Regions from separate parts of the Mus musculus genome. Here region 1 is linked to region 2. The links are chromatin loops, found by intact Hi-C in ENCODE. Cell type or tissue: heart. All regions are shown on one strand. Links, peaks and the distances in the headings refer to the core of each region. The heading gives the core; the rest is flanking DNA.

Region 1 (10,255 bases), core at 817-8,816, 400 kb after region 2:
CCCTTCCTTCACAGAACAGAAACTGAGGCCAAGGAGCTTAGAAACCTATTCAAGGTCACCCAGCAGCAAATGAGACTACTGGGATTCAAACTGCTGACTAAACTTAGGGTTGCCTCCTCAAAGAAATCCAGCTGATGGAGTGAGCTGATTAACACCCCTTGAAGGGCCATTTTGAAGCCTAAGTAAATAAACGGTATTCAGCAAAGGCACGGTTCAAGCACGGCCCTGAAAACCAGTAATGTTAAACCTCTCAAAGGCAGGTCAGTGGCAAACATTTGTTATCATGCACAGCACTCGCCTCTCATTGCTCCGCCAAAATTGTGCACACACCGAGGATCTACTGTAGATCCGCCCATCTACCTGTGCAAACAGTGTAATGCGTAGATCAGGAATCCTAAAAAACAACCATGCCCTTTTACCTAAATCGAAAGCAGCCTGCATATCACGTGCTGGGGCAATGGTTTGGCAGTTGTCTTAGGGTAAGTCGATGGTAATGTATGGAGTCCTTTAGTGTGGGCTTTGTGGGGATCTCACAACAGTACAGGTAAAGCATTCGTAAGAAGAAAACTGAAGAGAGGAAGGCAGGGCATCACTGGTCTTCATAAGAAACATGGCCTGGCAATCCTACAGATCTCAGCTTTGTAGAAACATCCCGCTGTGGCACGCAGTCTTCCCTCTCACCACACAGTGAATGGAAGTGTTAAGTCTACCCTGCAAGACCCTGAATGAGTCTATGAACTTGGGACTTGCTTATAAATCAATGCAACTAAATCCTGCCAATGAAGTCTAGGTTTCATTACATCACATCAGCAGGGCGTGTCCCTAAGGTCACCTAAATATGCAACGTGGGAACATCCTTTTCCCTTCCCTGGAGTCCTGGAGGAGAGAGCACAGGGCTGGGCTAGCCCCAGTAATAGTGGCCTAGATTAGTTCACAGTCTGTACGAGTCTCCTCTCTGGAAAACTAGCTTTGAAATCTAGGAATGCCAAAATAAAACCCAATTAAACAAACAAACCACTATCATTTTGGAAATCCAAAGCAAACAACTGAAATAGAGATTATTAAATTCAAGAATGTTCATAGCCTATCATTACTCGCAAGCACATGTGTGTTATGGTTACAACGATTTGAAACTATAGAAGTTGCTTTAAAAAAAAAACAAGAAGTAAGGACAATTCTATTTGGGTGAAAGAATTTTTAGTAATATTTTTCTTTTAAAACATTGCAAGTGTAATATTTTTGCTTCTCAACAAGCAACATTCACAAGTGATTTATTACTGTGCTGCTACATTCTTGTAGGTTGGACTCATTTGGCTTAATATGAAATAGTTTTTACTACCTTTTCAATGATTTCTGGCTGTGATAAATAGGTAAGAGCTGGAGGGGAGAATTAAGCAGGAAATGGACAGAAAACTAACAGAGAACACTGCTCTGGCATTTGACCAAAGGATGGCTCAAAGAACCATGTCACCGTCTGCTTGTCTCTCGGTCTCTCTGTCTCTCTGTCTCTCTCTCATACACACACACACACACACACACACACACACACACACACACACACAACACAGCAGGGTTCAGTCTGCCAAGCGGGGTTAATACTTGTCCACTCAACCAAAGAAACGTATTCATACTTCCCCTGATAACTTAGAAGGAGCTAGAGCAGTGGTAGGATCAACATGATGCTGAGAACTGGGAGGAAGATTGTATGAGGGAAGCAGTTGTCTTGTAGTCATGAAAACCAGCTCTGGGAAGCAGTTTGCTTCTCCCTTTTCACGTCAACTAGCGATGACCTCCATCCATTTGTCACATGGCTGTGTTGCAGACATGAGAGGAGAAGACAAAGCCCAAGGGAGAACTCTGCCTGATCTTAGCACAAACTTTCCCCGGGGGACTAGCCGCAGAGAAGGAACCTAAGAAACTACTGTATCAGCCACCTTGGGATGTCGTAACAGTGTAGGCTGCTGTGATAAACACCATGACCAAAAACAACTCATGGAAAAATGACTATTTTGGGTTACTGTTCCAGAGGGAGAGACCGTACACCCAGGGGAGACATGGCAGAGGTGGCCAGAACAGGAGGCTAAGACATCACATCTGCAGAAAGCAGGGAGAACAATCTGGAAATAGGAAAAAGGCATAAATCCTAAAGCCCGCCCCCAACCCATGTTTCCCCCAATAAGACTGGACCTCCTAAAGGTTCTAAGACCTCCCCCAAACAGCACAGCCAATGCAGGAGACCAAGGGCTCAGACACATGAGCCTGTAGAGAGCGGCTTTTATTCAGACCATCGCATCTTACTCCCTGACCGCCATAAGCCCGTGGTACCTGCCTTGCTGTGCTCTCACACGGTAGAAAGAGGAAAAACTCTTTGGTGTCTCTTCTTAAAGGGACACAAATCCCATAGGGTTAGATTCAGTTCATCTTAATTATTTCCTAAAGAGGCTCCATGCACAAATACAGCCACAATGGGCACGAAGGAGCCAGCACATGAACACGTGGGTCAGGGCACAAACACACACATACCCTTGATATGTGTGCTTTCTGCCTTTGTGGGAGGAAAGAGCCACACTTGTTTAGGTGCTTGAATCTTGCAATTTCCCAAAGCCTTACTGCTGCTATCAGAGGAGCCATTGGCAGTCGCTGGCTGCTGAGGTAGAGGCTCCCTTGGTCTGTTGCTCGTGCCTCAGTGGGAGGCTGCCCACTCACACTTAGGTAAGCAATGGTATTTGAACTTAAGCGGTTACTAATAACAATAAAATTAAGGATGAAAAGAAGGTTTGAAGCTGGACTCGGGAGATGGAGTTAGGGGAAGTAGAAGAAATTGGAGGGAGGTAGCAGTGAGCGGATAAGATAAACATACACTTCATAAATGTATGGAACTTTTTTTTGTTGTTTTGGTTTTTCGAGACAGGGTTTCTCTGTATAGCCCTGACTGTCCTGGAACTCACTCTGTAGACCAGGCTGGCCTCAAACTCAGAAATCCACCTGCCTCTGCCTCCGGAGTGCTGGGATTAAAGGTGTGTGCCACCACTGCCTGGCATGGAACTTTTAAAGAATAAAAATATTATTTTAAAGGCCCCCATTGTCTTTTCATTTAGTATAAATAAAGCTTAATAATAATGCAGAGAAGGCAAAGGGATAAAACAGCCTACAAGACAATCAGTGACAAAGACCCAACAGAGGCAAGGAGCAGTAGAAATTACACCATTTAGTTTAAACCTGGATGAGATCATGTATTTCCAATGAAACTCAAATTTTTTTCATTTTAATAATTGACCTCCCTGAGACTCCACATCTCTGGGTGTTTGTATTTTTATTAACAGCTGTATTAACAGGAAATGGGGGGAAGATTCCAGATAAGACTAGAGGTTCGGGAATAGAACACTTGACATCTGTAGCACATCAGCACCTTGTTCATTACCCTGTATTCCTTTCACCGAAGGTTAAGGACAGGAGGGAGAGGGAACTAAGCAGACTGCAGTTTACATCTCTGAGAACAAAGGCCTGTGCTTTCACTAAGAACACTGAAGATGCGTGCAACTAATAAATACTAGGCATCCTCCGTTGGTCAGGCACTGACCATTTCACAGTTGAGGAAACAGAAATGCAGGCAAATCAGGTATAAGAAGAAAAGCATGGCGGTGGTCTCTCTGGTGTCCATGAACACGGTGCTTTTGGGAAACAATCAGACTTCTGCAGTCCCAAGAAAAACACGTTCAGCAAGATCACTGGTCCTAGAGTTTCCCTCTTCTGGAAGCATCTCAGACAGAGAGAGAGAGACCCTTCTCCATCCTCTAACACCTGTATGTTGCATACTGTGCCAAGGGCTGGGGGGAGATGGCTCAGACAATAAAGGCCTGTCGCATAAGGATAAGGACCAGAGCTTGCAATATCAATACAAAAAGCAGCATGTCCACGCCAGGGAGTAGACAGGTGTGGCTCTAGGTCGCTCCTTGGCTAGCCTGCCTTGAATACATACGTTCCAGGTTCAGTGACAGGGAATGTAGAGAGTGGTAGGGGAAGTGGTCCAATGTTAGCCTCCAGCTCTACATACTACAGGCTTCTGCACACATGTGTACATACGCACATATATACATGCATGTGTGCACACATGCAGAGAGAGAGAACGCCAAGGATGGCTAAAGGAAGGGGCAAAGAGAAGATATATGGTTGGTCATGTGCTTGAAAGACAACCCCAAGGGTCTGTCCAAACCCACAGCCAGCCCAACTTCTGGACTTTGTGTGATGTGACATCCTTGTGAGATAGCAGATCTCCTAAGGCTGCTGTATGTACCACAAGTCTGTTCCTAGTTTCCTCTCATCAAAAGCATTCTGGGTTGTACGACGAAAAGGCAAAATGCAAACTCAACCTCATGTAATCACCAACACCTACACATCCCCAGAGTCCTCTTGCGGGAGGGGTGTCTCTAAGGGGTTGACTGTTCTGCCTGGTTGCCAAGGAACAGCCTCAGTGGCCCTCAGTCAGAGCTTTGGCTTCATTCCCGGCTCTGCCGTTAATTAGCTATGTGGGCATGGGCAAGTTCCTTCTTCTCTTTAGTCCTCATCTGAAAAATGGGGCCAATAATAGGACCTGCCACAAAGGGCTTTTAAGACAAGGCACTTCTGTGCAGCAGAGATAGGTGGTGGCTCTGGGTTCACAAAAGGGCCTCTGAAGTACTTTATTTATATGTTTATCTCTCTATTTATTTATCTTGATTTTTGCTCCTGTCTGAACTTTTTGTCTCTTTTGTGTCTTTGTTTATTTGGTTGTTTTGGTTTGGCAGTATTAGGAATCACATGCTAGGCAATCTCTCTCTCTCTCTCTCTCTCTCTCTCTCTCTCTCTCTCTCTCTCTCTCCAGTTCAGCATTTTTAATTAGTTAGCTATCCTCATCCATCTCAAAGAGGAAGCATTCAAGTGTTACTCACGGTGTCCCTGCTATTTTTAGAAGTGTTTCCCACAGGTCCATCTGCTAGAGGCTTGGTTGCAAACTGTGAGGCCACTGGGAAGTGACAGAACCTTTAGGGGTGGGGCAGAGTGGAAAGAAGGGAGGCTTCTGGGACGTCACTAAAAGGACTATTATTAGTTCTTCCCGCTCCTCCTGTGCCCACTGTGAAGCCAGCAGCCTACCATGAGTCCTCCCTCGACAACTATGCTACCACAGACAAAGGCAGCCAAGCCAGGTGACTCTGAACTGAAACTAGAGCCCGAGCAAACCTCACTCCTCCTCTCTGGCCGAACCCCCCCCCCCCCATTTGTAAGTGGCAGAAAGCCAATTAACACAATCAGACTTTCTGTTAAACTATTTCTCCTTCCATACCACCCCTCATATGCAATATCTGAACAAACATGCTCCTTTGCTTAGCTTTACATGATAGCACATTCCCTAATATGTGTACATGTTCTTTATAATTATTTGATTTAATAGTTTTATAAGACTAGACTAGTATAATTTACTACTAACCACTGTCCTACAATTAATAAAAAGATAGGATCTCTCTCTATGTAGACCAGGCTATCCTTAGAATCGCAAGTGTCTGTCTCTGCCTCTTGCATGGAGTGATGGGATTAATGGAGTAAACTGTCACACACTGTTTCCATGAGAAGAGAATTCCTTGAGGTACAATTACTGGGTGTGAGGATATGAATCATTTTGTTGTCTCCTGCTAAGTAATTCTTCCCAAAAGGAACACTACAGTTTGTAACCAGAGATGGTATCTTGGCCACACAAGGCTAAATGTCAGCTTTTCCAAATAGGTACCTGGCTTGAAATATCACATGAATTTTTGTACTTTAGAGAAGTCAGTGTTTCGATTGCCTTGCCCTGGGTTTCAAGTTTTATAAATCAGGTTCTTCTTTCTTCCCTCAAAAGCCCCGCTTTGTAGCAGTCACTTTTATTCTTTGTTGACCCCAGATTTTTTATATGCCTGTCTGGTTTGATCTCCTCCATCTTACTTCTTGAACTAGATTGGATCTCTATATATAGACCCCACCACCACCACCACCAAGAGTTCATAATTAACTCAAGGATTCTATCTTAAATGGATGGTGAAGCCCAGCTTCACATTCTCTTTGAGAGCCACAGTGCTGTTTGGGAGTGAAGAGGAGAAATTCCTGTATCCAGATAGAATAAAAAGCAGCCGCTGACCACTTCAGGGAAAACTCAGGCACGAACGTGGAAGAAGTAAGAAAACTCTGCCCAATTGAAAGTTTCATGGCTTGCATCGGTCTCCCATCCAGCAAAAATCTGCCCTTCCTTCCCTTAGAGCAGGGAAAGTGGACTTAGCCACACCACAAAGAATTCCTTGGGAGTAGAGAAAAACCCTACATTTTTTTTCCAGTGCTAAGCTCAAGGGCAGATAGATAGATGCCTTCAAGTCATGAATAAGGCGGCAAACACAGCCTTGGATGCTCTCAAAGGGACTTGGCTTAGCTTTTTGTGAGGTCTTTATCTTTTTCTATCTCGTGTTTCTAACACGACCATCACTCAGATTCAGGTAGAGACGGTGCAACACAAGGCACCGTACCCAGTGCTGGGTGGCTATTCAAGGAGCATGGAGCAAGTTTATGCTCATTTTTAAAACCCTGGTTATTGCAGATATAAAATATAAAAACACAACATTGAGAAACATCCCAGTGGAATTTCAAGTCTGTCTAGAGATCGCCACATGCCCCAGGTTAAGAAACACATCGAGTTTAAGACTCAGCAAATGCTTTAAGTGATAGCCCAGATAGGAAATATATCAGCCCTTGAGGACAACGTAGTCTTTACTCCAGCGAGGCTGCTCTGTTCGCCTGAAAGCAGCCAAGACAGCAAGTTCACAAACAGTTGAGATTATAGATGTTGTATTGACAACAGACATCATGTGTGGCCCCAAACCATCCATTTCATCAGCCCCAGATCTGGCATGTGAAGTTGTGAAGAAAAGCTACCCTGTCAGTGGGTGTTCTGCTCGCCTGCAGTTTGTCTTTGGTTCACATCATCGCTGTCTGTCTGTCTGTCTGTCCTGCTGCTACAGGTTTATGAGGAGGATAGGATTTCTTTCAAACATTTGATTTTGAGCTCAGCCAGACAAGTAAGATGGGTTTTGGTCTTTAACCCACTGTGTGTCTGCTAACTATGACCCAAGACCCCCCCCCCACTTTGGTGATGTAGAATGAGTTTGTTAGAAAATAAATATTAAATCATAGCAAGTAATATGAATCCATTTTGCAGACCTTTGAAGAACAATCACGATGTGGGCAGAGTCTTTAGCTTTCCCAGGCGTCACAGAGACGTGAAAATGGAACATCTCTGATTAACACAGGGCCCTCTAGGCCTGGAACTGATTATTGATGCTGCCAACATTTTGGTATTAAAATAAATTGATGCTGCGGAACTTTGCTTGGGCGAGTTGTTTAATTTCTCTAAGATTCAATTTCCTTTACCGCAAAGTTAAGAGATTTGCGTTAGACGAACTGAATCACAGAAGTTCTAAAGCTTTGGAAGCTTTGAACACGAACAAAAAAAAAATTGTGTCAATCAACTAATGCTGAAAGCCTCCAGCATGTCAGAGAGCGAGGACTTTAACAGAGAGCCTTGACTCTGGTGAGTCCAGATACACGTTCTACAGAGCTCTCTCACTTCGAATTCCCCCAGAACCAAGATGCTTCATCCATCTCAGTCACCATGATTACGATGTTCCCTGTTCATCTAGCGTGAAAACAACGTGCAACTGCTAAATGATTACTATCCCGGACAAAGTGAGACAGAAGAATAAGCGATGGCTGTGGGAGGAAGGGGAGTACCATTCAGACCCAAAGGGAAGCGCTGGGCTCCTATGGAATGAACAGATTTCCATAAACATGGACGTCAGGGTATTAGAAGTGTTTGCTACCAAAATTAATTCAAGTGGAGAAATATAGTAGTTGTGTAGGTCAAACTAAGAAAAGAGAGGTTGGTAGGTGGGTGAGTGGGTGGGTGGGTGGATGGCTAGACAGACAGAGACAGACAGATATACAGATAGATATAGATAGACAGACAGATAGATGATAGATAATGTATTAGCACTAATATGAGCAACTTATCATAGCAATTCCCTAATTGACTTCCAGAGGCTAAAAAAGTCCCCAAATCTGCTGTTGGAAGCTGATGAGCCACAAAGCCTAACAGAGGTCAAAGAAGTAAGAGGGGGTGGAAAGCAGGAGGAAGCTGGAAGTCCTGCGCATGGACTTGAGAATGGATGTCTCAGCTCAAGCAGAAAGCGAGAACTGCTGCTGCTGCTGCTTCCGCCATCTTGTTCTTCCCAGAGCTTAAACAACCTGGAGGATGCCCACTGGCCTGACCATCTGCTCTGGTCTCTCCCCCGATTCGAATGGTAATCTCCTCTACCATCAAAGACACATCGAAATAATTTTGGTATTTTTAATGACTCTCTGGATATTCTCTGCCCCAGCCAAGTTGACAATAAAGCTAACCGTCACATTAAGAGCTTAGAAGCATCAAGCCAGAGCCACAGTTCAGAGCACTGGCGTCTCACGAGTGGAATACACTGATCAGATCCTATTCTATTTTGTGCCAACCTCTAGTGATTCATCACAGAAATCATTCTGGCCACTATACAATGAAGAGGTTGTCATTTGATCCTTTTTTATGACTTTCAACGTGGCATTTGATTTATACACTTGATGTGGTTGGACCTTCTGTGGTTAAAAAGCAGGTTAAGTTAAAATAGAATGACTGCGGCAAGCAAAGCGATTTCAATGTACCCAGGAGCCATGTTGACAAATGACACAAAAAGTGGCCGCTTCCCTCGACAATTAGGCCCAACACAAGCAGTTTAGTTTCCAGGACACATCACCCACCACACACGTGTGATGGATGTTGTCAGATTCAATGTTTGCTTGTTTGCATCTAACTGGTAAATATTTTCCTAGTGGTGTAATGGCGTGAGTATGTGGAACGAGTGGCTCTCGCCCCTATTTATACATGTGTATGTTGTTGCACTATAATAAAAATAATTTAAAGGCCAGACTCAGGCTCTGTCAGAATTGTTCAAAGGTATTCATTACTAACGTCTGCCAAGCATCATATTAAATGAACTTGAAGTTTATTTCTCCACATATCAGATGGAGATGATAACTATTTATTTTGCAGCGCTATTTAGAAGATGAAATGAGGTAACAGTTGAAAGAGGTCTGGAAAACATAAAGTGTTACATAAAATCAAGGAGGGAAAACAGTATTTACCATAAGACACACGCAAGTTAAAAACAAAACATCTGCCCAGCCTCTGCCTCCCGGCCAAGACAGTGCTCTTTGGCAAAACTGCATTTATAGGTGAGGAGCTATGACTCACAGCCTCTCTACGCTCCTTGGGGATTCCTGTATATGCAGAAACCCGTTCGTTCGAGCGTATCACCGTCTCTGTGAACACAAGGACACAAATCTACTCAGGCCTCCACTATGTGAAACAAAACCCAGGGCAAATGCAGCTGCTAATGTGTGAAGCTGAAAATTTTCAGAGCTGCTCGCAAGCAGCTGACGACAGAATGCAGCCCTGAAGCCTAAGCTAGGAAGCTTGGAGGAAGGCAGGTGGGCGAGCTTTTCTACAGCATAGCATTTAACGTCAAAGGGCCCAAATGGCGTGAGCACCATCATAAAACAGTGCAATGCAATCTGAGCTCAGGAGTGGAGGCTGCCTGCAGGAGGACCTGAGAGGGAGGCTTCATCCAAGCTTGGGCAGCACTAAGGTGGATCAGGATTTCTGTGTGATGCCGCTTGTTGATACCCAGGGGAAGGTGTGAGCTAAAGCAAGAGCAGGGCACCCCACCCACTAAAATAATACTTGGATAACCACAGCCTGGCAGTTGCAGGATTTCAGTTTTGATCTCTAAGCAGCAGTAACTGCAATTCTTTACTACAGTACATCTCAAGGGTGTCCAGAGGATGCCTGGGCCCTGAAGGTCTAGTTGCATTATTTCCACGGATGGTGACATTCTCTTTGCTGATAACAAACTTTTGTGACCTCCAAGAATCTTTGAATTTCACCCTGAGATAAGATTCTAATGTTACTTACCTTGGCATAGATACCACTGATGTATGGTACTTAGTGCTTTCTCAGGGTCATGGAGCAAAACCAGTTTTCATAATTACTATTTCCTCCCTTCGTCTCGCTCAACACAGCCCAGAATGTGGCTACCTTCAAACCTCCATCGTGTTCCTTTCCTCTGAATCGATGGCCAGGAGCACAAGCAGACATCGTGGCCATTGCAAA
Region 2 (10,255 bases), core at 804-8,803:
TATTAAAGAGATTTTATTATTTACTGAGGTGGTAAGCACAGATCTCACATATTTTTCTCTCACTGCTTGAAAGGCCCTGCTCAGGCCACTTTAAAAATAAATATATTAAAATTTACCCTAGCATTGCGAATGAGTGATGTCATCCAGAGTGTTACTAGGGATGGCAGACAGTCTTCTCTGAACACAAAGCTTGACAAGAAGCCTCACAGTGAGAGCCTCAGCCTGAAGCATTCCTGTCAGAACCTCACACTGCCTTTGTTTTCGCCTTGGCCGTTCTTTGTGCACTGTGCATATTCAGCCACTGGGTGGCAGTATGTGCTTAAGAATATTTAATGTTTGCCACCTTGTTTTGACAGAATTTAAGAAGTCAGGTTTTTGTTTGTTTGTTTGTTTGTTTGTTTTTGTTTGTTTGTTTTGTTTTTTGCTTTTCAATCTTGCAAAATGACCATTGTATTGAATATAAGAAATACAAGTATTTTCTGAATGCAACAGCCTACTCATAAAGTGCCTGAAAATACTTCTTTTAAAAATATATTTAATTTGAGTTTTACAGTTTCCGAGGATTGAATTCATGACCACCATGGTGGGAGACCATGAGGCAGAGAGAACTAACAGGGAATGGGGTGGGCATTGGCACACTTCCTTCAACAAGAACACATATCCTAATCCCTCCCAAACAGTTCCACCTCCTGGGGACCAAACGTCTGAATGTACATGCCTATGGAAGTCACTCTTGTTCAAATCTCCACAGTTAAAATGTATGGTGATGCTCTGCTTGGCTTTTCTCAAAGATGTTGGAACCCAGCTAACTTTGTAGGCCTCCTCTCTAAGAAGCTTCTATTGCAGAATTGGGAGTCTGTAAATTCTATCAGAACACCACACACCTTCTCCAACTCATGGGAGTGGTTTTCTGACACCAGGTCCTAGTACTGACAGGAGACACACACACACACACACACAAACACCCATCCCTAACTCAGACGTGATGTTCACTGATGACCAATCGCAAATGGAAAATCAGTTCTTGCTAATGAATCACAGTGGAATCACCCATAAGGCCAGCCACCATGCCCAGCTGTAGCTGGCCAACACAAAACAAAGGAATTGGCATTGTTGGGGGTTCTTTGTCTCAGAAGGTTTTAACAAGGCTGGGGCATTGTTTGTTTTATTACCTTGTAGGTCCTTTGCATAACATCAGAGCTTCCTGTTTTCTGTGTGCATAAACATGTGTGTCTCTGCATCTACATGTGTATCTCACGCTCTCTCTTCGGCTCTTTTCTTCTGTTTGTGTCTTTGTTTTGTCCTGTATCTGCTTTTGTATATACATATATACAATTTTGTGTGTATATATATATATATGTATATATATATATATGCGTGTGTGTGTATACATATATATGTGTGCGTGCGCGTGTGCACACACACACACACACACACACACAGAATGCATTCGGTTTGCCTATCTGGCCTCTGGTTCTTGGCCACTCAAGCAGTGTTAGGGATGGGCTCCATTGCATAGGCTTTAAGTTAAATCAGACGAGCTTTCTGCCACAATTGCACCGGTATATCTTGCAGGAGAATCAACATTGTAGATCACAGACTTGGTAGCTGGATTTGGATTTATCTTTCTCCTTTCATGGCATGCAGGGTAGCCTCCAGTACCATGAACACTAGTCTCTAAAGCTGAGAGCTCTGGGCAGGCTCCAGTGCAACTTCTTTGTGCTTGATAAGCCTTGTAGGTGTTGTCTTCAGCCCTGGTGCTCTTACCTCTCTGTCTGTTGCCTGATGATGGATTTTTCTCCTTCCACGATGTTCCCCAAACGTCAAAATACAGCCACAGTGATATCAGGAGCTAAGCCATTAGTCTAGCACCACAACTTTCTGATATTTTCTGTCTTACCCTAGGCATGATACATGGATACGTGCAGATGTTGAATGTCCATGCACTTAAATTAATTCTATCCCCAAAGCAGAATGAGACCAATTAATTTGTTCTGAATATAATTTCTCTTCAGTTAAGACAATGCTTCCCGACCTTCCTCATGCTTCAACCCTTTAATACAGTTCTCCATGTTATGGTGACCTCCCCATCATAAAATTATTTCATTGCTACTTCATACCTGTAACTTTGCTACTGCTATAAATCATAATATAAATATCTGATATGCAGGATATCTGATATACAATTTCCAAAGGGCTTACAACCCATAGTCTGAGAACAGCTTAACTCAAAACACTATAAACATGGAATTATCAAAGTGCATATTTTTCTCTTTTGGTTGTTTGTGGATTTTTCCTATGTTTTACTTAATAAAAATAATATTTACTCTTAAATCATGTTTTATCTTTCTCACTTCTCAAGTGAATGTTTCTTGTTTCTCCTGTATGGTTTGCTATCTAATTTCCCAAGAGTCATTTAATAATATTTTGGTGTTTCTTTGATTCACCACATGGCACTGGTTATTGCTGATTATAATGGGAGATCTGGCTCATTTTCTTAAAACATTATTCAGAATAGCTTTCACTTTTACCGAAAATTGCAAAGATAATAGAACGAGTCATATTAACCCCACTCCTAGTGTCTCTGAACATCTTACATTAGTTTGATTTACTTCTTGAAATTAATGAACTGGTGTTAATACACTATTATCAAATAAAATCCATACTTCAGTAAAATTAAATTTCTTTTCACCTAATGTCTTTTTTTTTGATGACCTAATATTTCAGCCTTTTCTTTGGGGACCCCATCTAGGATCCCCCACTGCATCTAATCAGAACTCCTTGTGTTGATCTTAGCTGTAACAGTTTTATGATTCCAGGATGTTGCGTGATCACCGCAGCATTGAGCTGTGTTAGTCAGGTATTTTGTTGAGTATCTCTCAATTTGGCTTCATCAACTCTTCCTCCATGGTTTAATGTACAATGCACTGAGTTGTGCTCAATCTCAGCGAGGGGTGTGGAATCCGCACAAATCGTGTGAAACCCTATCTGGGACGTTTACTATTTATCTCATCATTTATAGAACATGGTCTTTTGAGTAGGTATTGTTGGGTTATAGACATATTGGTTTATTTTTGTGGCCCCAAAGAGCCATTTGGAGCTTCTGTAGACGGATTCCCACGCATCTTTGATATAATCCCATCCTTATTCCTTTTGAACTACAGAGCTATAAATCACTTTATTTACTAGGATTACCTGATACTTTTTAATGCATCACCATGATTCAATTTTTAAAAACGTTGAGTGTCTATTGAAAGCAGGGCCTTGGATTAGAAATATTTTTTAAATCTCTTATGGTGTCTCTTCAGATTTAAGAACAGGTGTGTCCTTTTCAGTGGAGAATCGTTTCAGTGACACCGAGGCCCACACAGTTTACTCCAGCATGACCCAACTTGGGCGCTTTATTTACCTGGCTGTGTTCATAACCAGAGAATCTGCATGCAAATCTTAAGGACCCCTTCATTTTCTTCATGTCTAAGTATGCATAACAAAAGTCCAGAACTTTGGGAGTTGGGGGGGGGGGTGCCAGCCCTGGGTCCAGCCCCAATACTACTTAGTTTCATGACTGTAGTGACAAAATAACACAAATTACTTTTTTTTTTATGATACCTTGTAGATACTGGGTGCTGATTTTAGAAAATGCACATCATTGAGGATGTAGGTGTCTCATGGTGCCCTTAAACTGAACACAGAGATTTGACCCTCTTGGTTTGCATGATGTCATGGGGCGTGGGGGGTGGGGGAGCGTTGTGTTGAATGAGAAGGAGCCATGCTTAGCAGTTGAATAAAACATTGGGTAGACTGCCACCAGGTGGCAGAAGCACTCTGATTGGCAAGGACACTCCTAAAGGACTTGCAGGTAATTAGCCAGCTCTTCCTCTTAGTCACTGCTTCAAGTTCAGATGACAGGAACAGGTCTGAATGTACAATTGAGCTTTATAATTTCCTATCAAGACACCAGCGATCTTTCAGGTTCCCAAGCAGAAGTCTTTGAGTTATTTTTGTTACATCTGATCTTTTATTTATTGAGAGATACTGCCTGTTCTGACCGGCTCCCCCGCCCCCCCCGCCCCCTACTTCTTTGCTCCTTTCGCAAAACCTCTGATTCAGATGTACCAAGAAAAAAAAAAAAAAAAAAAAAAACTTTAAACTGAATGCAACTTTCCAAGTCTGAGTCACTGCTTGTGAATTTTTTTTTTATTTGAGACCCTTCTTTCACCTCACCCATGCTCTGCAAATAGGAGTTACTTTTATGGTTCAGGGTTGGAGGTATTGTATGCAATATATATATATATATATATATATATATATATATATATATATATATACATACATACACACACACATATATACACACACACAATAAATATATATATGCACAAAATATATATGTACTATATATATATATGCACTATATATACACACATATATACACACATATATACACACATATATACATACACACACACACACAGCCACTCTTACACCAGACTCTATCTCTTCCCTCCTAGTAGAAAAAGCCTTGTCACAACATGGAGCTCTGCTCTGTTACAGGCAATGGCTAGGCACAGTAGGGACTCATGTGCTTCTTGCAGAGGAAGTCACGAAAACATTGGTCCTGAGGTTGAGTCTGAAGGTAATTCAAACAGTTGAAATGATCATAGAGGTGGGTTGAGGGGAAATGGCGTGATCTTTCAAAGCCCGACACTGTTATTTAGGTGTATAGGGCAGTGGTTAGAAATGATATTAAAATAAAGGGGCAAGAGACCACATTATGGGGGTGGCTGAACGACATGCAAAGAAGTTAGGACTTTATCTTTTGGGCATTGTTGTAAGGTCTAGAAAGAATAATAAGAAAGATAGACTTGCATTTCAGAAAGATGCCCCCATGGTTTTATAGAGATTCATGAGAGGGGAGTAAGATCTACCGCATGGAAACCACATTGGAATGACCACAGAGCCTGGATGGGTGGCGGGGATATTTAGACCTAAAACAAAGTAAGGAAAGGGCAGAATAGCACTTGTAAGTCAGCAAAGAATCAAGTCTGATTGAGGTAAATGGCTGGGTGGCCACCAGGTTCCTGGCTAAGGTCACTGGATGAGTGGGTGGTGATCTCATTCATTAGGACAGAGGATACAGCAGCTAGGAAGATTATATTGGTGATATGAGAAGCTAAATTTATTTTGGGAGCATTTTTATCTTATGTATGCCAATCAGCTTCACATATATATATGGAAGGCATCAATAAATGATGCATTATTGAGCATTCATCCTAAAAAGTCCCAAGGCTGTTTCTTTCCCACGGGTTTCTTCTTTCTTTTCCCACAGTCTTCCCAACATGAAATTTCTGTGGCTTATTTCGTGTACCTTTTAAAGCTTTTCTCACAGGGGAGTTCCTCAGTCATTGTAAAGGTTTCAATATAAACTCTACAAGCAAAGAATCGGTCCTTAGTCTAAAGGAGCTCGGTGTCCATGGCAGAACTGTGGCTTGGTTAACTGCAGTGTTTTCATGGGACATCTGGACAATGGGGATCTATCTCCTTTTGGGTAGGAGGAGTTGGAGAGAGCTGCTGGGGAGAAGCTAGGCCTGGGTAAAACACTAACAGATGACAGCGCTGGAAACCTAAAGGATGCGCAGATGATCAGCATTAGGAAATGTGCAGCTGAAAATGCCCTGCCTCTGTGTATTCAGCCGTGGCCCGTCTTTGCAGTCTTTTCTTTTGAGGCGGTGTCTAGAGAAACCTTTCTATCCCTGGCTTGTTGATCATGAGTAGCTTTGAACTCGTGATCTTCCAGCTTCAGCCTTCAAATTACTATATGCCACCGTGTCCAGGCAGCCTTGAGCCATCCAGATCAGCCTTTGGGTCCGCTCTCAGAATGACTGTTCATTTGACAGGTCATATGACTCTTATTCCTGTCCTCCTTTACCCACCCTGTACTCACGATCCATTTGGTGGTGGGTTTTAAATGCCAATTTGTATCTTATTCTCAGCTTAGCTATTCTGGACTCACTCCTAAAAACTCTTTGTAAATTTTACCACTTCCAAACCTCCCTAGCTTCCATTTTGGTCATGCCCCATTGGCCTGGGAGGTCCTCATGCGACCTTGTGAGGCAGTATTCCTAAAAGAAACTAACTGTATAGTAACAAGGTATTTCTATAATATGTTCTGAGGAGTTTTTATAGACTAAATAAACTCCTGATATTGAAAATCCATGGTGACACCGGAATGAGTAGCAATGCTCCCAGCAAATAAATATTCAATAAATCTTACGGAATGAGGGAATTTTACATAATAACCTGTGAATAATCCTGGCTGCAGCGACTTTGTTGTCTGTCTTGCATACACACTTCTTACTGCCAGAGCAATGAGGACAGCAGGAGTGGTTGACAGGGGGAGGCAGTCTGCTGGCCCCATGATTCTACAGATGATTTCCTCTGTTTCTCCTTTAGTCAAAACAAGTTCTGGCTCCCTGGGGCTCTGAGGTGAGCTGAGGGTCAGAGCATTGGAAGAGCCAACCCTTCTCTCAGGGGCTCCCAGCTCGGGATCTTACTTTGTGTTTTCGGAGGAGCCGGTGTTCACTTCTGCTATCTGTTTAGAAGAACTCCGATGCTTTCAAAACAGTTTGTCCTTTAAAACAGATAGGCATTCCCTCTATAATTTGTTTACACTGCTCATGAATAAATTACCAGTGCCACTGATATAGACTCATAGACTCAAGCTTAACTAGCCTTACTGTGGCAGTTGATCATAAATTAGCAGTGTCTACTTAATGCGATTTTATTATCTACATAGACATGTGTCTTCACGGTATATGCCTATGAACTGAGAATCACTGCAATTTAGTGTTAGAAGGAAGCAAAAACAATTCGGCAGGCTGGGGTTGTAGCTCAGTTGGCAGAGTGTTTGTTTAGCATGCACGGAGCCTTGGCGTCAATCCACTGCACCACATAAAATGAGCATGGATGATCATACAAACATGCAATTCAGCACTAGGGAAATGGAAGCAGAGAGGTCAAAAGTTCAAGGTCAGCCTGGGACACATAAGAAGACCATGTCTTCAAAAAACAAAACAAAACAAAGAATAATTCTGCATGAACCTTACACTGTGCAGGTGAAGCAACGAACAAGTAGGAAATTGTTCTTTTTCTTCTACTCAAGAGACTAGCTCTATTTTAAACACAACTCCAAGTCTCATTTAGAGAGATGATTTGCTGCGATTCTACGCTCTGTCGAGCACGCTGCCTGTTACCTAACGTTGCTGCTGTGTCTTCTCAGCTCACTTGAGTCAACAGACACCCTGAAGACAGCTGTGTTTTATTTATCTTTCCATTCCTCATGGAGCCTCCCTGGCTATCGAAACTAGACAGTACTGGATTGGGCTTGGGCATTAAGCTGCAGGCAGCTCTGATCCTATACTGAACAGAAGGAAGCAGACACCAGATGCTAGGTCTCCAGGGTCTTGAAAAGCGTCCTTCTGCTATGTTTTCACTGGTTAGCCTTGCTTAGAGCCCTTGTCCTCCCTTTCTTTACCAGAGAGATAGAAAGATGAGGTACTGTGCCTCAGCCTTTCTTCTCTATTGTTTCCCTAACCCAAGCCACAACTTCTTGAACTAGGCTGGATTTTTGCTGCCGTTGGCTTACACACTTGACTCTGTGTCTCTCAGTTCAGCCCTCTTGACTTTTGGTATTTTGTGGCAAATTAACTCAGACCACCTGCCGTAACAACACTGAGAGTTGAACTTCTTTCTTCCTTGATACTTTTGACCTAAATAAGCGGGGGTTAAATTATTACAAATTTGGACATCAGTGATTCATTTGGCAAATATTTATTGATCACTTAATGTGTAGCACAGTAGAATCTGTTCTGTCTGGTGAAGATATGAAGTAAGAAATAAAACCAAGTTGTGCTTTCGTGGAGTATACATTTGGGTGGAAAATGGATGGGGTAAATGTGAATGAACAGATATGCACTGTGTAGACACCACCAAAGGGCAAACGCTGTGAAGAAACAGAAAGGGAGAAAAGGACATAGAGAATCAGAGGATAAAGTGGTAGTCTTGAGAGGAAGACTAGAAAGGGCCTGGGTAGAGACCTTTTGAAAAATCCTCTGTACATAGGTGGCTTCTGAAGTCATATAGCAAATGAGACCATCTGGACACCGATGCAGTCATTATTGAGATGTATAATGGCGTATCGGCTCTAGGGCATTTAGAGGCAGAAGATGGTGAGGAAGATTCAGAGGGCAGGTTGATAAAGAACAGCCAATGATAAAATAAGCAGTCGTGTTAAATATTCAAAGGCAAAATTGAGAAAGTAATTCAAAATCGAGCACTATCAAAGAAACCCGAAGAGAAAAGACAACTGAGAGACGAAAAGCACATCACATCTCTGGGATCCACTGCTGCAAAGAAATCAGAAAATGAGCAGCATCTACAGAGGGCTGAGCAACCAAGAAAACCATTTCTCTCATTTCTTATTTAACTGTGCATGTATGTGTGAGGTGGGAGGGTGTGGCAGGTCGTGTGTGTGGGCTCGAGCTCGTGCGCACACGCGTATGTGCATGGTCACAGAGGTCAGAGGTCAAATTTTCTAAGTGTTCCCCCAGTGCCATCTACCTTATTCCTTCCAAGACAGAGTCACTCATGAGCATGGAACTTGCTGACAAGGCTATGCTACCTGACCACTGAACCTCAACACTACATTTGTCTCTGCCTCTCCAGCCCTGAGATGGGAAGCATGAGACACCATGCCCAGTCCCTCCACCTCACGTCTGGGAATACATTCAGGTCCTCACGCTTGCCGAGCAAGCACTTTATACACTGAGCTATCTCCCTGGCCTATTCATTCTCGACCTTCCTAATGCTGAGACCCTTTAATGATCCCCACGGAGCTGATCCCCAGCCACAAAATCATTTTCATTGCTACTTAATGTAATTTTGCTACTGTTACGAATCATAATGTAAGTATCTGTGTTTTCCAATGGTCTTAGGCCTCCCCTGTGAAAGGGTCCTTTGTAGGGGGTCACAATCCATAAGTTGAGGACTGCTATCCTAGCTGCAGCTTTGATTTTTCTAAGAAAGGGGAAATCACAACATTTTTATGCACAGAGAGCAAAGATTCAGCAAGGAGGGAAAACTGGTAACGTACAGTAGCTGTTTGCTAGCACACATTCCATCTCCACTGTGCTTTTCTTTCTTGTCATTGTAAAGAGAAACTGCCCTGGCCATAAGCGTGTCATTCCACAGGAACTTAGACAGGGCTCTTCAGTGAAGTCAGCGATATCTTAATGAATTATTTGCAGTTTCTAATCCCAACACAATTTAAAATTCCTCCTCCCCCATGTGTGATAAGTAATCCGTCCTATTATTGTAATTAGATCACCATATAATTAAAAGAACGAAGGCCTTTTCTCTGTGTAGTGCTTCTGTTAAATGTAGCTTCTGTTCCCTGGATTTAAAAAAAAAAGTATTGGAAAACACAAATAAGAGAAAGGTATGTTCCTAGGAACAGAGTTAGAAACTGACCTAATGTCATATCTACTTTCTACTTTTTCTGTATGGATGAAAACTCCAGAGAACATACATAACAAACAAGAGTTTCAAGACACCAGAAAGCCAGCTGTGGTCATCAAGTGTTCCTGTTTCCTAAGCATCAGTGGGATATACTCTTACTAATGTAAAAACAGAGCTTTCTGGATCTAAAAAAGAAGACATTAGAGATTTCTCTTTCCAGCCATTTATCTTACAAATGACCAAGCTCTTACAAATAGTTCTTATACAGAAGCAGAGATGTGCTAGAGGGAAGGCTCAGTGGTTAAGAGCACTTCCTGCCCTTGATGAGGACTGAGTTTGGTTCCCAGCATCCACAGGGTGGCTCACAACCATCTGTAACTTCAGTTTGAGGGGTTGTGATGCCCTCTTTCTGTCTCTATGTGTATTGCACATACCTAGTACACATACATACTTACTTGCAAACACACACATCAAGTAAAAATAAATAACTCTTTTAAAAATGATGCATATGTGACTTGGAACTATTAAGGGTAGTTTTATTACAATTAAAAACATTATGATAATATTTACTATTTCTAGGTCCCAAGCATAGTGCCAGTCACTCTAAATTCATAATCTCATCTAAAATTTAGAGCCACTGTGTGGTGCAAAGTGGACCTTAAAAACAAAAGCTATTTAACTGTCTTAAACAGTTAACCACTTGTCTCTACTTCCTTATTCATACAACAAAATGGGCAGG

What was found. Hi-C counts contacts between places; a loop is a spot of excess contacts. Peaks named below come from ENCODE experiments on the same cell type or tissue, not always from the same donor. Only the 100,000 strongest peaks of a DNase experiment are listed, where the experiment ranks them.
Region 1: a loop joins it to region 2, with 2.6 times the contacts of the local background. A loop is called at or near these places in 1 of 42 quality-filtered maps.

Annotation. Positions count from the first base shown.
Region 1 is chr14:76,605,424-76,615,678 of GRCm38, reverse strand. No RefSeq gene overlaps it. Among named protein-coding and RNA genes, the nearest start is that of Serp2, 54 kb to the right of the region's middle. In heart, for the core only: no CTCF peak of the experiment used is centred there; DNase peaks (open chromatin) are centred at 1,898 and 5,058; H3K27ac peaks cover 2,397 bases.
Region 2 is chr14:77,002,003-77,012,257 of GRCm38, reverse strand. No RefSeq gene overlaps it. Among named protein-coding and RNA genes, the nearest start is that of Lacc1, 29 kb to the left of the region's middle. In heart, for the core only: a CTCF peak has its summit at 3,818 (motif pointing right); a DNase peak (open chromatin) is centred at 3,817.